Regions from separate parts of the Homo sapiens genome. Here region 2 is linked to region 1. A link is a loop called in an ENCODE intact Hi-C map of the cell type or tissue named here. Cell type or tissue: mammary epithelial cell. All regions are shown on one strand.

Region 1 (2,500 bases):
AGTCCCCTTGGCCATTCCCCCTCTCTGCACTCTTCTCCTGGCTCCCATTCACCAATCTGCTTCTCCTGCCTTGAGCCTTGCTGACACAGGAGAGCAGATGCCAACTGCTGGCTGTGGCTGTGCCTGTAATATGTGACTCTTAGCCATATGAACCAGACTCTGGGTGACCTCACAGAGAGACACTGAAGCTAGGGTTTGCGTGGAGAGAAGAAAGTGAGATCTCTCCTAAGCACTGACTTTAATATTTCACACTCTGGCATGAGATGAGTCAGAGCTTTCAGATGCCCTTGCAGTACATTCCCGGCTCAATAGCCACACCCCCAAAGTATGATATCATTCATCCACACTAATCTGTGGATTGATAAACCACACTGATACTCGGTTTCCGCATCTGTCAAATGAGGTGGGATTATTTACTGCACATGTCACTATGGGAGAGTACGTAACAGAAACCAGTCAGCAAGATCACCCTCATTCTCTGGAATAAAGGGATAGTAGGCTGGGCATGACAGCTCATGCCTACAGTCCCAGCACTTTGGGAGGCTGAGGCAGGAGAATCACCTTAGCCTAGGAATTCGAGACCAGCCTGGGTTACATAGCAAAACCCCGTCTGTACAAAAATATTTTTTATATTAGCCAGGCATGACACCTGTAGTCCCAGGTGTCATGGGACTGAGCTCGGAGGTCAAGCCTGCAGTGAGCTGTGATTGTGCCACTACACTCCCACCTGGATGACAGAGTGCTCTCTCATAGATAGATAGATAGATAGATAGATAGATAGATAGATAGATAGATAGAATTTTATTCCTAGTAGCCTCTTCCTACAGGCTTTCCAGGAGCTCCTGCCACCTCCATAGGACAGGCAGGGAGGTCTTCAGTGCTTCTGTTTGTGATCAAAGCCAAAGGGCACCATGCCCACTGCCTCAGACCTCCCCCAGCTCTCTGACCTACCCTGGGAGGGTCTGGTTTGACACTCTGTGGGGACTTCACCCCTTGGGAATCAACCGTCTTTTCCCTTTTGTAATCCATTTTCTTCTCAAAGATAGTTATCTGTACCTGCTTCCTTTTATTTTATTTTATTTTTCCTCCAGGAACCTATCATATTAGCCACCTGCCTACAGGAGAGAGTGAAAGGGATTGGATTTAGGAGGGAGAGGTGGACGGTATGTGGAAGTAAGAGAGAGACATGGTAAAGAAAATCCCAGGCCAGGCTGTGGCTCACGCCTGTAACCCCAGCGCTTTGGGAGGCCGAGTCGGGCTATCTTTTGAGCTCAGGAGTTCAAGATCATCCTGGCCAACATGGTGAAACCCCGTCTCTACTAAAATTACAAAAATTAGCCGGGTGTGGTGGCGTGCACCTGCACTCCCAGCTACTGAGGAGGCTGAGGTTGGAGAATCGCTTGAACCCGGAGGCGGAGGTTGCAGTGAGCCGAGATCGTGCCACTGCACTCCAGCCTGGGCGACAGAGGGAGGCTCTGTCTCAAAAAATAAATAAATAAAATAAAATAGAAAGAAAATCCCGCCCTGGCAGTTAGGGCAGCGGGTGCCTCCTGCCAGCAGATGGCAGCACCACACCACAGAACCACAAAACCTGATGAGCACTGAGCGGAGAGAAGGGGAGAAGCAACCCAAAGTGTAGGATGTTTGGAGTGGGAGTGCAGAGTTGACAGAGAAGCTGTAACAGGAATGCACAGCAGAAGAGCCAGCAGGGAGACTGCCAGATGCAGGGTCTAGACTCCAGAGTTCCATCCTGGGATGGAGTCTGCAGGATCTGGTCCATCCATGCTAGCATCCAGTCCTTATTTCACCTGCTATTTGGATGACTTTGGACAAGCCATTTCTCTGCCGTGAGCCTTAATTTTCTCACCTGTAAAAGGAAGCTGTCTCATCAGCTCAGGCTGCAGTAACAGAACGCCACAGGCCAGGTGGCTTAAACAACAGAAACTTATTGCCTTATGGTTCTGAAGGCTGGAAGTCCAAGATTAGGGTACCAGCATGTTAGGTTCTGGTTCCTCTCTTCCTGGGTTGCAGGCAGCTGCCTTCCTGTTATGTCCTCACATGGCCTTTCCTTTGTGCGCGTGAAAGGCAAAAGAAGGAGAGAGAGAGTGAGAGAGAGAGAGAGAGATCTGATGTCTATTCTCTTCTTATAAGGACACCAGTCCTGTAAGGATTAAGGCTCTACCCCTATGAGCTCAGTTCACCTTAATTAACTCTTTAAAGGCTCTGTGTCCAAATAGTCACACTGGGGTTAGGGCTTCAACATATAGATTTAGGGAGGACACAATTCAGTCAGTAATAGAAACTCACAAGAATACCTACTTGACAAGGTTGTTATGGGAGCACATAAAAACGTGTGAATAAGGTAACAAACCATATGGCTCTGACCACTCTACGCAGTGATTAGAAACCTGTTTCAAATTCCCTGAGACCTAGGGAAGAACAGAGCACTGTGCTTAGGAACAACCTTGTTTCTATCTTTTCTCATCTCCCAACTCACCTC
Region 2 (2,500 bases), 530 kb after region 1:
TAAAGATAAGAGAGAATCCCCAGGGGGATATACAGAAAATGCATAGAATAAAAAATAAAATAATTGACATCTTCATATAAAATATATTGGAACCATGAAAGAAGAAGAGTATACCATGTACACTTTTTGATCAAAACACACACATACAGAAAAGTGTACAAATTATGATGAATACATCAATTAATTACCACAAAGTGAATATGTGTAGGTCAAAAAATATAATATTCCAAATACTTCATTACCCACTACCTATTCTCTAACAGAAACAATATTCATGGCTTCTAATATCATGCATTAGTATTTTCATGCCTTCACACTTTATAACGATATAATTACAGAGTTATATTCCCTAGTATTATTATTCTCTTTTACTCTAGTTTCTCTTTCCGTATCTTTTGCTGTTATAGGCTTATCCATCATGTTTATTGTCTTATGTTCCTCCAAGTTTAACCTTCATTTATGAAACAATTTTTCTTTCATTTCCAACTGCTTCCTAATCTATCCCCTCTTTTCAAAACTTCTCCTCTATTCAGTCATGACTGAGTTTATGATTCTGATCTTTGCTGTTATTTTGTATTTTCTATCACTTCTTTAACTTCTTTGACCTCATTTTGAAATATTTAGTTAGAGTTTTCATCGATTTTGAAGTCATATCTTCCTGGCTATTGCAAGTTGTGCTCCCTGGGAAGCATATTCTGAGACAACTTGGCATATAGAATATTTGTTAATAAATGTATGGGATTAACACCTATGGAATGTGGGGGGAAGTATCGGGTACAGAGAGAAGTCAAGCCGAATGCACTCCTAGTGACAGCCTCAGCTGACCCAACAGTGAGTTCTGTAGCTAGAATGACCATTCAGAGGCGTCCTGAGCTGAGCCATGATGGCCAGGGCTTTATTAATCTGCATAATTTTGTTTGGGTGTAGTTTGCTGCACGAAGCCTGTTACTTTGGACAAAGTGTCTGTGTTGCTGATACAATGACTAAGTTGACAGCTAAAGTCTGCCTACTGACAGAGCTACCATCAGTTGGCGGGCAACAAGTCCTTTACTTGAAAGAGAACCTGGGCAGGATATCTTGGTTTTCACTCGGTAGGTGCACAGTTATTCTCTATAGTAATGTTGTACTGCTGATGATTTTTTTCCTCATAATAACTTCATATGAGATATAGGCATGATCTTTTCCTGAATTCATGTTTAGTGAGATTTGTTTTCATGTACTCTTGTAAGGGGAGGATAGTATTCCTAGTTTTGCAGCTGTTGAGCTCCCTCTTGTGTTGTCATCAGAAAGTATTCAGCTGTTAATTGGAGCCTCTAAACATTCCTTGTTTTGGCTAATATCAAATCAGCCAACTGACTTTTTAAGTTATTACCATTGGCAGTTGTTTTTTGTTGTTCTTGTTGTTCTCCCGATATTAGTACTTCCAGAATTTGTTCTTTTGCTCTTATCACCATTTCTAATACTATACTTAGAGTTCCTTGTGTGTATTTTGTTAATTAGATTTTTAAAAAACAGGTCATGAGGGTTTTAAATTTCCCTTTTACATTCACTTTTTTCCTTATTTTTAAATTAAGGAATGGTTTATATTTAAAAATTTAAGTATTTTAAGTATCAGTTATTTGAGGTTTTACAAATACATTCACCCATTTAACCACCCCCACCAGTCAAGAAATATGATATTTTCATCACATCCAAAAGTTATCTCATGTGAATTTCCAGGTGACTCCCTACCCAGAGACAACACAGAATTGATTTTTATCAATATAGTTCAGTTTGCACTTCTTGAATTTGAGATATATGTAATATTATAGTAAGTACTCTTGTGTGTCTAACTTATTTCAGAAAACTTAATGCTTATGAGATTCATCTATCTTACTGCATGTAAAATAGTTTGTCTTTTTATTGATGTATTCACCTGAATGGATATGCAAAAACATATTTATTCATTTATCTGTTGATAGACATTTGGTTCATTCTTATTATTGGCTGTTATAAATAAACCTGCCATGAACATATTTTGAACAAATCTTCTGTGGACATTTGTCCTGTCTCTTACATGTTTAGGAGTAGCACTCCTGGGGTCATAAGGTAGGTACACATTTAACTCCATAATATGATTCCCAAATGTTTTCCGGTATGGGTACACCACATAACTTTCCTACCAGCTGCTTCACATTCTTTCCAACTTTTGGCACTGCCTGTTTTATGTTCCTGTATTTTTAATATATTAATAATTCTAGTGAGGGTAAGTAGTACCTCATTTAGTTTTATTTTGTATTAGCCTGATATCTAATTATGTTGAACATTATTTTATCATTTGCCTATTGACCATTCCATTTTAGTAAATTACCCTAGTCTTCTGCTCATAAGATTAGTTTAAAATTATTGAATCCTATTATTTATATATTCTGAATTAAGTTTGTTTGGAACACATATGTACTATGAATATTGTCCCCAAGTCTGTGGCTTGCATTTCTATTATTTAAATAGTGTCTTTTAA

What was found. A loop is a pair of places that touch in the nucleus more often than their neighbours do. Peaks named below come from ENCODE experiments on the same cell type or tissue, not always from the same donor. Only the 100,000 strongest peaks of a DNase experiment are listed, where the experiment ranks them.
Region 2: it touches region 1 in a loop (10-fold over the local background); 4 of 110 quality-filtered maps call a loop at or near these places.

What each region holds. Positions count from the first base shown.
Region 1 is chr1:157,962,258-157,964,757 of GRCh38, forward strand. No RefSeq gene overlaps it. Among named protein-coding and RNA genes, the nearest start is that of KIRREL1, 30 kb to the right of the region's middle. In mammary epithelial cell, a CTCF peak has its summit at 1,560 (motif pointing right); DNase peaks (open chromatin) are centred at 354 and 1,564; H3K27ac peaks cover 914 bases.
Region 2 is chr1:158,495,309-158,497,808 of GRCh38, forward strand. No RefSeq gene overlaps it. Among named protein-coding and RNA genes, the nearest start is that of OR10R2, 24 kb to the left of the region's middle. In mammary epithelial cell, a CTCF peak has its summit at 1,259 (motif pointing left); no DNase peak of the experiment used is centred here.